Regions from separate parts of the Mus musculus genome. Here regions 2 and 3 are each linked to region 1. The links are chromatin contacts, found by Hi-C or POLR2A ChIA-PET in ENCODE. All regions are on one chromosome and are shown on one strand. Each heading gives the region's core, a stretch centred on a gene start or an enhancer-like site at or near the end of the contact. The rest is flanking DNA. Distances are from core to core; before and after follow the strand shown. Region 1 holds the start of Pop5 (processing of precursor 5, ribonuclease P/MRP family (S. cerevisiae)). Region 2 holds the start of Dynll1 (dynein light chain LC8-type 1). Region 3 holds the start of Srsf9 (serine and arginine-rich splicing factor 9).

Region 1 (3,687 bases), core at 951-3,450:
TGGCGTCCGCGCCGGATGCGGGAGGAAGGCGGCACTAGGCTCGGACAGGCAGCGTGCCCTGTCAATCTCCACGCTCCGCCTCCCGCGGCGGGCGTAAGAGCGCATGCGTTCGCCTCCGGCCGGCGCTGGGGATTTTCCACACAAGTTCTGTGCGCTCAGAGTCCCCCAAGTGAACGTTTAAGGTCAGCCCTGCACTTAAAGTCCGAGAGTGTCGCACGATCTGGGACCTAAAAGTCAGAGCACAGGTTTTCCCATACAGCCAAATACGCGAATTCTTTGAGGGGATTTCGACAGTTTTGTGGAGGGGAGTTCTTTTCAAGTGGTTTCCAAAAACAATATAGTATCCTCCCTCCCTCTCTTCCTGGTTTCTTTTTTTCCTCAAGCTAACCCCAGACTGACTGTGTAGCCAAGACGACCCCGAACTTCTGATCCCCTGCCTTTTCCTACGAAGCGCTGGCATTACCAACGCGTCCCACCACACCCAGCCCTCTGTTTTCTGTTAAGAATAGAGGATTATGTTTTAAAATGAAGAACAGAGGGTTAAGGTTTTTAATGCGTTTTTCTAGCCCATTCCCTTGAATACCTTTGTGTGATTAATAAATGATAAATTATTATTGTTGTTGTTGGGTTTTTGATACAGCGTTTCTTTCTGTAGCCCGGGCTGTCCTGGAACTCACTCTGTAGACCAGGCTGGCCTTGAACTCAGAAATCCGCCTGCTTCTGCCTCCCGAGTGCTGGGATTAAAGGCCTGCGCCACCACTGCCCAGCATTTAAAAAACAAACAAACAAAAAAAAAAAAAAAAAAAAAAAACAGGGTCCCACTCTATCTACCTAAGGCTAGCTTGGAGCCCAAAGCAATCCTGCCTCAGCCTCCTAAGGACTAGGACTACAGGGGTGTGCTACACTTCATTTATCTTGCATGTTAAGTGCATATTCTTTTTTAAAATTTATTATTATATCTAAGTACACTATAGCTTTCTTCAGACACACCAGAAGAGAACATCAGATCTCATTACAGATGGTTGTGAGCCACCACGTGGGATTTGAACCCAGGACCTTCAGAAGAGCCTTCACTCCAGCCCCTAAGTCCATATTTTTTTAAAGATTTATTTATTATTATATGTAAGTGTAGCTGTCTTCAGACAATCCAGAAGATGGAGTCAGATCTCATTACGGATGGTTGTGAGCCACCATGTGGTTGCTGGGATTTGAACTCCGGACCTTCAGAAGAGCAGTCAGGTGCTCCTACCTACTGAGCCATCTCACCAGCCCTAAGTGCATATTCTTAATGGTGTGACTCAGTGAGGTGGATTTGTGTGACTGCCACCCTATTAAGATGTAGATAAGGTTCAGTGCTCCCCAAATTCCCAGGCCCTTGCCAAAACCTTTAGTGGGAAGGAGCCATCATCCCCATTTCTGGAGAGATAGGTTTTGCCAGGCCTTGGCCTGGACATATATGTTTTAAGCATGCAACATGCCTGTAAGTCCGCTGCTTGACTCTATTTTCCTGTCGCCGGTGCTGCTACAGACATTCCTCACGTGCTCGGTATTGCATGTTTTAAGTGCACCACTAAGTCGGTCAGCATTGCCTTAATACACATTGTCTACAGATTTTCTTGTTATCCTGGGTTTCTTGGTGCCTGGCTTTGTAGCAGGGTCATTTTTGAAAATTAGATTTATTTATTTGTTGTAGAAATGTGGAGGTGCGTATTTGCCACGGCCGGAGGTGGCGATCAGAGGACGACTTTGGGAAGTTGGTTCTCAGGACCTCCGTTATGTGTACAGCTGTCATGGCCTCGCCTGGCCAGGTGTGGTAACGTAAAGCAAGACTTATATTTCACAGCTGACTATTTACAAGATCCGAAATCAGTTTTCAGTCTTCTCTTAGCCACAGCTTTAGGGGACCACAGATGTCCCTTCGCAGACTGCCATTCACTATTGCAATCAAGAGGCAATCATCGTCCACAGCCAGCGGCCGGTAGGGGGTGCCAGAGGCCCACTGTGTAGCTCGCCACACTCCCCACTCTCTAAAAATAGCACCAGTGCCTTTATCCTAACCCTGAGACCATTTTATAGATGCGGTCCGGGCCCAGGCCCAGAATTTAACCTTGAAAGCATTGGTCTCCAAACTCCCTGCTCGGATCCACTCCGATGCTCACTGCCCACCTGCTGTAACGTAGCCACAGGCGTGGGTTCGGATCCCCGGTCTTCGTCCTCCGGCCCGGTGCTGTCAGGGACCACACCGCGTCTCCAAAGCAGAGCTTCCCCTTCTAGTTCCGATTATTAAGAATTATTAGGATGGAGGTGTAGGTGGGATTGCACCGGCACGGGAGGGCGGGTGCCTAATAAACAAACAACGGCGAGCGGCTGTCACCCAGAGGAAGCACCCTGATCCGGGCCAGCCGGGAAGTGCGGGCCAGACGCCTCCCGGTGGGCCGGCGGCGGCGACGTGTCGTCGCAGCCTCTCCCGGTGGTAATTAGCCCCCGCCCTCGGCTCCGCCAGCCGCTAATTACACGTCTCCTAATGAGGCCGGCGGCTGTTTGCAATCACCCGGGTCCCCGCCGCGCGGGGGCGGGAGTCGTGGGCCGGCGTCAGGCGGAGGAAGGGGCTGAGGCTTAGAGAGGCGGACCTACGCAGGCATGACTCACGCGGGGATGGAGCCTAATCCCCGCTGAGCCCAAACCTGTGCGTCGTCGAGCCCATTCATCACCCACCGCCCTCATCCTGTATCCTGGGGTGGTTTCGCTTACTATTTATTACCGTGGTTATGGAAAGACTGGGCCTAGCCCAGGTCAGATGGTCAGGTGTGCGTGGGCCGGATCAGGGTGAGTGGGCGTTTGGGGGTCCCCCCCCACACTTTGGGTTTGTCGGCCCCCACTGCTACGTTGCTGGCCCAAAAGGTTAGCTCCGGCTACGCCTTCCAAAAACCTACTTTGAAACAACTAACGAAACCGTTATCAGACTAAAAGTTTAGATAACTGTCTAAGAAGAGGTTGGGATAGTTGCTAAAATGATCAATCAGGGGTCAGGTGAGACGATGGGGAAGGGAGCTTGCGGTCAAGCCCTGATCAAGATCTGAGTTGGATCTCAGGGACTGGCATAGGAAGCCCTAGAAAGGTGTTCTCCGACCTCCGTATGTGTACACGTGCCTCCTCCTAAATAAATTTAATTACATGGGAGCGGCAGGAGGCAGGAGGTGTGTGTGGCATTATGTAGATCCTGTTATCCTTAAAACTCATGGAAGGTCCACCCATCTCTGCCTCCTGGGGGGCTGGGATGAAAGGCATGAACTACTAGGCCCAGTTTTAGGGTGCTTTTATTTTGAGGTCCTGGGGAATATGTTGTGGGTGCTTAGGCAAGGGTTCTGCTGCCAAGATACACCCCCAGCCCTGATGCTTTCTCAGGCACATTGGCATCGCGGGAGTCTCTTTTAAAGAGTCTAGATGCTGCAGCCACACAGGATGCTGGCCCAGGACACTTGAACCTGCGTGGCTGTTTTCCCAGCAGCCACTGTGTGCCTTGTGTGCCTCTAAGTCTATCCTTAAGCAGCCACTACCCTGTGCGCCTCTAAGTCTATCCTTAAGCCTAGTTACTTGTTTCTTTTTCCCTTTGGATTGTTTGTTTGTTTTTATTTTTTTAAGTCATTAAAATAATTTGTATAGTTAAATGCCTCTTAAATATACATG
Region 2 (3,625 bases), core at 444-2,943, 65 kb before region 1:
CCACCCAATGCCCTTTCCTGTCCTCCCTGAGTACCAGGCATAGATGTGGCACAGGGACATACAACCAAACACCCACAAACTTTTTTTTTTTTTTTTTTTTTTTTTTTGGTTTTTCAAGACAGGGCTTCTCTGTGTAGCCCTGGCTGTCCTGGAACTCACTTTGTAGACCAGGCTGGCCTCGAACTCAGAAATCCGTCTGCCTCTGCCTCCCAAGTGCTGGGATTAAAGGCGTGTGCCACCACGCCCAGCTTTTTTTTTTTTTTTTTTTTTTTTTAAAGAGAGCAAGAAAAAGAAGATCCTCTCAGACACAGCTGTTGTGAGTGGTACGGTGCTGAGCAGAGGTCAAGCACCCACTCACTGCTGCTGACTCGTTTTATTTCATTTATTTTTTTGGGGGGGAGGGCAGTTTACACAGGATCTCATGTAGCCCAGGCTAGCCTTGGCGCCATCTATCCAAAGCTGGACTTGAATTTCTGATCCTTCTGTTCCTGTCTTCCAGTGTTCTGACTCCCTCCTGGAGCCTCCTGGGGATCAAATATGCAGCCTCTGGCCTCACTCATACCAAGCAAATGCTCTACTGACTGAGGGGTAGCCCAGTATTTTGTTATTTTTATTTATTTATTTATTATGTGGGTACGATTAGTCATAAATGCCAGAGGAGACACATCTTAGGATCACTTTCTTAAGATACGTCTTCCTTTGTATAAATAAATCCTCAGCCAAGAAACTTTGCCCAAATGGACATTCTATCCGAGGAAGCAGCCTCACCTGTACACACTGGGCATCCACCCACATTCCAGATCTTGAGGTCCCCACTGCCTGGCAGACAGGCTCTACCTCCTGGATACGCGATCCCTTTCCCGAATTTCTCCTTCAATCATTAGGCTATCAGTATGTATACGGTCTCCTAGGGCAGTACCAGCTACACAGGGGCTACAGTACGAAATAAGCATGTAGTGTCATGTTATAAAATTCGGAATTTAACCCGGTGTGATGGCGCATGGGGGAGGCGCCAAGAAGAAATGCGAACTTTAGATCATCCTGGGGCTACTTAGGGAGACGATGCTAAGGTAGGGTGGGGAGGACACGGGCAGAAAAAACGAAAAAGAAAGAAAACAGGGTTCAGTGGCAGAACGTAGAACTTGCCTCTCAAGCCCAGGGCCTCCTCAGACACACGCACTTACTTACAAACTTCAGGAATGTGACAGCAGAGCTTCGAACCAAGCCCTACGAGACCCTGAGTGCAACTGCATCGATGGCTCACCCTTGCTAAGCTCGAGGCCACCTGTCAAAGGCCATAAATCGTGCGGACCCCGGGTGGGTGGGGGGAGATGGTGGAAATGGGCGGCACCTGGGGCGGCAGCTCCCAGCCTTCTAGAACCTGCGATTCCAGAACACACCCTGCGCTAACCTCAGTGGGGCCCCCGAGAGGAAAATGCCCGCCCTCACCTCCTTCCAGACTGCTGGGTGGTCCGGGAGCCAGCCACTCGACCCGGGGCTCCGCCTTCAGGGTGTGTGGGCCTCCGCACGCGTGCCGCGCATCGCCCGGGCAACCGACGCTGTGCGCGGTGCATTGTGGTCTGCAACAAAACGCGGGGGAAAGATCCTGAGGGAACCATTGAATCCGCTAGCCAATCGGGAGAGGCTGGCGGTAGCGGATGGCCAATAGCGACGCGGGCCGGGGGCGGGGCCGCGGGCGCAGGGCGGGGCCTAGGGATTAGGCGGCGGCGGCTGGCGTGGGGCAGCTTAGATGCGCCACGGCTTCGGTAGCGACCGGCTGTCTTCTGCTGCTTGAGCGGCGCCCGCACCTTCCCTAGGAGCTCGCAGCAGCCGGCTGGCCTCTGCTCCACGGTGAGACCGGGCTCGGGTCCTCCCCGTCCCCCCTACCTCGGGCCTGCGGTGCGGACCTCGGGAGCTGCCCCTCGGAAGCGGGTGGGGGCGTCGTCCTCAAGGGGGGCGCCGGTCGGGAGGGCAGCGAGCGCGGCCCGCACCCGACCCCTCTCCCTCTTCCCTGCGCTTCGTCACCACACAGGTAACCATGTGCGACCGGAAGGCGGTGATCAAAAATGCAGACATGTCGGAAGAGATGCAACAGGACTCGGTGGAGTGCGCTACCCAGGCGTTGGAGAAGTACAACATCGAGAAGGATATTGCGGCCCATATCAAGAAGGTGAGGACCCGGCGCCGCGTAGTTCCTACTCCCCGATTCTGCGTCCTCTGGGCGCCTGGCAGTTTCCCTGTAGCACTCAGGGCGGCTCGGGATGGATAGTTCTAGAAAGGACGCAAGGGTTTCGCGTTCCTCTGGGGAAGACCAGACCCTCAACGCCAGAAGTTTTTTTTTTTTTTTTAAACCCCCAGCTCCTTGGGGGAAAGCGCCACCTAGCAACGGTTTCCAAGATCAGGGAGTTGCGAGCAGTTCCCCCTGCTGTAGAATTCCTGCGCCGAGGATCCATCTGGGTGTTCCGGGAGGGGGGGGGGTTGCGCCTGCCTGCGTGGGTGTTTCCAGCCGGGCTAGGAGGAGATCTTGCCAGCCTTCTAGTCGGGAGTTAGTCGACAGTTCAGGGAAAGTGGGTGGCAGTGGTGGTTTGGGGGGCTTGGGTGGAGGCTTGGTAAATGGCAGTTTTGTAGAAAGCTGGCGCAAGACTGCCAACTTCTCAAGCTATGTTTGCTGGAAGGAAACTGGAAGCCGAAGCCGTGGGAGGGTTCCAGTGGAGAACGGGAGGATGAAAGACTCACATGGAACAAAAATGAATACTTTTTTTTTTTTTTTGGTTTCTCTGTGTAGCCCTGGCTGTCCTGGAACTCACTTTGTAGACCAGGCTGGCCTCGAACTCAGAAATCCGCCTGCCTCTGCCTCCCAAGTGCTGGGACTAAAGGCGTGCGAGACCACGCCCGGCTTGAATATCTTTTTTTGACAAATGCAGCAGTATGTGCGTCTGGATTGTAAGAGAGACATTCTGCTTAATAAATGAGGTTTTCATACCGATTGCCCGATAAGATAGTAGGAGCCCTAAAGAATTTTACATCATCTCTGGCCCTGGTTCTATCCAACTAGTGAAGAAATGAACACATTGCTAGTTTTAATGTCCATGGGATGGGAGAATCAGGTAGCAGATGCTCTCTAACTTGCTAATTTTTAAGACTGGGTAGATGTGGAGGAGAGCGATTTTAAAAGATAAAGTCCTGGCATTTAACTGTCAGGTTCTGTTGCATTTTTCAGCCTGGCTTGATTTATGTGGTAATTGAGACTTTGTCCTTTGGTCTTTGGGGGGGGGGGTGGTGGTTGTCTTCCTGATTTGGGGTGCATGGCAAATACAGTGGTGGAGCCTGATGAACTGCAAATGCTGATGTCATCTACCTCCATCGAATTGCTGGAGTCAGAGGTGAGGTGCAGATGATGGGTCTTTTAACCCCCCAGCACTAGGAAGGCAGAGGCAGGCAGATCTCTTTGATTTTTGAGACCAAACCAGTTCTAGTGCGGTCAGGACTACAGAGAGACCCTGTCTTTAGAAAACAAAACAAAACAAAAAAATCAAAGTAGTCCAGAAGTGCCCTCATTGAAACAGAACTGTCCTTGAAAATGACCTTCTACCTTTGATCTTCTTAGCTCCCATTCTCAGTTTAC
Region 3 (3,370 bases), core at 452-2,951, 91 kb before region 1:
TATAGTTAATTTATAACTGCCTATCCAACAGTTATCAAATCTTAAGTGCTTTCTTTGAAACTTCCCAAATAGAGCAGAATATAGGTCTTTTGTCACACCACACAGTAGTTACGGGGTGCAAATCCTACCTAGATCCTCTCCAAACACCTACCAATTGTTATCCCTTTACTAACCTCTTGCATTAAACAATCCGCATTTTGTGTGAAATACGGTCAGCATCCTCTGCTTCATGGGCTATTGAAAAACGCTAACTACACGAGGCGTGGCACTTGACACAGAACTTGACTATTAAAGACACAATGGCACTGTTCATTAGGGCCATAATTTTTCTCACGTTCATTTGTATTTAAAAAAAAAAAAAAAAGCTTCAGTCTATTTTTTGAGGCAAACTGCAAGACACTTAGGGGATAAGCTGGGTTAGTCTTCAACCATCGAAGTCCGGAGTACTTCTACTGTGAATCCGTAATCTCCAACCCAGGCCGGCGAGACACCGGGTCGGCAGGCAGAGATGAAGCTCTCCTCCCAACGAGGCTGAGAAGACAGGGAACAGGTCCTTACTGACCCTCCCAAGGGGACGACCGCCAACGGCGCAGAGATCTCTAAACTAAAGCATACTTTCCGGCCTCTTCCTGACCCAGGGCTCACGACATTTGCACACACACACAAAAAAAATAAAAATAATAATTAAAAAAAAAATCAAAGATCCTTCGGCGCGGGTTTTGGGGGAGCCTAGCTTTTCCACATCCCTGCTACAATTAACTTCTGGCTTCTGGCGGGGAATTAACTTCCCTCATTAGAGGGGAATGAAATCAGAGATGCTAACCCCCCACCCGTCTCTCTCTCCCGCTGTTTAATCTGATCCCCCTTTACTAGAACTAGGCTCGGTGGGGCGCCCAAGTGAGGGCTGGCTCCAGACACCCCGCTTTTCAGCCGCCCAAGGCAACCTGTGGTCCCCGCCAACGCCGTCTGTTCCCCGGTAACGGCGAGGGCCACCCCCACCCACAGACCCGAACCCGGACTCGGGAGGAGGGGGCGGGATGGGCGACTGTCGCCTTCGGCCGAGTCCTCTGCAGGGTCGGTTCGGGGGACCCGAGCCCCGCGCTTCCCTCATTTCGGGGTGCTTCCCGTTAGGGTGCTTTTCCCAAACTCGAGGGCTGGGCAGAGCGCGCTGGTTTTTACCCTCCTCGGGGGCAAGTCGGGCGGGCTGGAGCCTTCCGATTGAAGGAAGTGACACCAGGCAAAGCCGCCTCCAGCCGGGGGTGGGGGGGGGGCGCCGCGAGGGGTCAGCACGGCGGGGAGGGGGAGGGGAAGGCGCTGGGGGAGGGGAGGGGAGGCCGGGCCCGGCGGAGATGGGGCGAGCCGCCGGCGGAATCCTCACCGCGGGTCCTCGAAGCGCACGAAGGCGAAGGGCACGAGGCCGTGCCGGTTCTTGAGCTCGATCTCGCGGATGCGGCCGTACTTGTAGAACAAGTCCTCGAGGTCCTTCTCGCGCACGTCGGACGGAAGGTTGCCCACGTAGATGCGCCCGTCGCCCTCGCCGCCGCGCTCGTCCGCCCAGCCCGACGACATCCGCACCGGCCGACGCCGCGGGCCCGCCGCAGCCCACGTCCCGTCGCAGCCGCCTCCGCCGCCGACGCCGCCTCCTCAGCCCGGGGCCCCCCGCCGCAGCCTCCCCCGCGGGCTCCCGAGGCGCTCAGCCGCACTGCATTGTGGGAACGCGGCGCGGAAGCCGTGAGGAAGCGGGGGCGGGAGGGGGCGGCGGTCGGAGGATTTTTAAAGCGATCTTAAAGGGGTAGCCGCCGCCGCGAGGTGCGCTTGCGCAGAGGGCGGGGTCTCTCCCTAGAGATGCGAGCGGAAGGTTCCCGGAGGTGGGACCCGAGCGCCTCCTAAGCTGGTAGGTCACTAAGCTTGGGGCTGTCCTTCTGAGGAGAAGGACGCGGACCCCACAGAAGCCCTCAGACTGCCCAGCGCTGGGCTATCCTGGCCCTCGGTCTCAGGTCTGTAGTCGTCCCTTAGACCCGAGGTGTAAGCCTGAGATGGTCGCCAAAGCTTGGTTGTCCGAGTTTCTGGAGAATGGAGAGTGGATGCGCAAACCTTTCGTTCCAACACTCCGAACCCGGACAGAGGCAGGAGCAACTATCTCCATGAGTTCAAGGCCAGCCTGGTTTACATAGAGAAATAAAAGGTATAGTGGAGAAGAAGGTTTATTGTAGGTATGTGGGAGAGCATACTATACTCAGAGGGAGGCCATCTAGGAGAGTCCAGAAGGGGACGAGACCAGGCAGAACTGGGCCCTGTGAGGAGAGGCGGGAAGGAGAGGGGAAACAGATCCTGCAGTCAGAAGGTCAAAAGGTGTAAAAAGAGGAAGGTAGTCAAGATGTCTGGATTATATAGGGAAGAGCCTCTAGGGGAAGGGCAGCCTAGCCCCTGGCCTGGAGGGCGGGGTATGTCAGCCAAACCCTGTAACAGATAAGGACTGGAGGATGCCAGAAGCTGGAGACCAGGTCTGCTTTGGTATCTTATATAGGCACCTCAGCGGATCATCCCGGGTTTGAAACTTCACAGCTACCCTGTCTCCAAGAAAGAGAGAGAAAAGAGAATCTGTGGAGGATACGCATGTATTATTTCATATCACCACAAGCATCACTGTAGAGTTTGCCTATTTGTGCATTCTAAACTATAGAACAACCTCACCAAACAAAACAGTGAGTGGGAATGCATGCCAGTAAATCTCACTCTCCTGAGGCTAAGGTGAGAGACTTTAAAATTCTAGGCTAGCCTTGACAACAACTTACTGAGATCCTACCCTGAAAAACTATTCAAACCTAGATGCCTGGAGGGATATAAGGCAAAGATAGCAAGATGATAGAGAGCTGTAACCCTAGGCAGCTCGGTTGTTGTTTCATTTGTTCTCTGTAAGATTTTTGGATCCCAGCCTAAGGCTACACCATAAAACAATATGTCCAGGGGCTGGAGAGATGGTGCCAGTGATTAAGAGCCTTGACTGCTCTTCCAAAGGACCTGAGTTCAATACCCAGTACCTACATGGCAGCTCACAGCTGTCTGTAACTCCAGTTCCAGGAGATTGCCACCCTCACACAGACAGACATACAGGCAAAAACACCAATGAACATACAATAAATCTTTAGAAACAAAAAACCCAAAAGCCTCAAATTACATATCTTTATGTTTATCCTTGTATTCTGTGTAGTTAGAGAAAAAAAAAAAGGCAGGTGGATCTCTGTGAATTTAAGGCCAGCCAAGTGTGCAGAGCTAATCCCAAGACAGCCAAGGAGGCACAGAGAAAAACTGTCTTAAAAAAAAAAAAGCAGGGGGGTGGGGTGGTGTATAGGGGACTTTTGGGATAGCA

What was found. A loop is a pair of places that touch in the nucleus more often than their neighbours do. ChIA-PET counts read pairs that join two places held with the same protein, here RNA polymerase II (POLR2A).
Region 2: POLR2A ChIA-PET joins it to region 1 with 10 read pairs in Patski. The contact joins the promoter of Dynll1 here to the promoter of Pop5 in region 1. A Hi-C loop is called at or near these places in 1 of 37 maps with a recorded cell type or tissue (heart). POLR2A ChIA-PET finds 5 or more read pairs at or near these places in 3 of 5 experiments (Patski and embryonic stem cell).
Region 3: a loop to region 1 is called in a map of Patski, with 2.2 times the contacts of the local background. The contact joins the promoter of Srsf9 here to the promoter of Pop5 in region 1. A Hi-C loop is called at or near these places in 2 of 37 maps with a recorded cell type or tissue (Patski and regulatory T cell). POLR2A ChIA-PET finds 5 or more read pairs at or near these places in 2 of 5 experiments (Patski and embryonic stem cell).

Annotation. Positions count from the first base shown.
Region 1 is chr5:115,234,364-115,238,050 of GRCm38, reverse strand. Pop5 (processing of precursor 5, ribonuclease P/MRP family (S. cerevisiae)) reads right to left here and starts at 2,200. Exons shown (of 6, transcript NM_026398.4): 1 at 2,167-2,200; 2 at 1-227. The coding sequence starts at 1.
Region 2 is chr5:115,299,058-115,302,682 of GRCm38, reverse strand. It overlaps Dynll1 (dynein light chain LC8-type 1), which reads left to right and starts at 1,693. Exons shown (of 3, transcript NM_019682.4): 1 at 1,693-1,851; 2 at 2,033-2,170. The coding sequence starts at 2,039. It overlaps Gm13830 (predicted gene 13830), which reads right to left and starts at 1,563. Exons shown (of 2, transcript NR_131932.1): 1 at 1,450-1,563.
Region 3 is chr5:115,325,508-115,328,877 of GRCm38, reverse strand. It overlaps Srsf9 (serine and arginine-rich splicing factor 9), which reads right to left and starts at 1,701. Exons shown (of 4, transcript NM_025573.3): 1 at 1,379-1,701. The coding sequence starts at 1,569.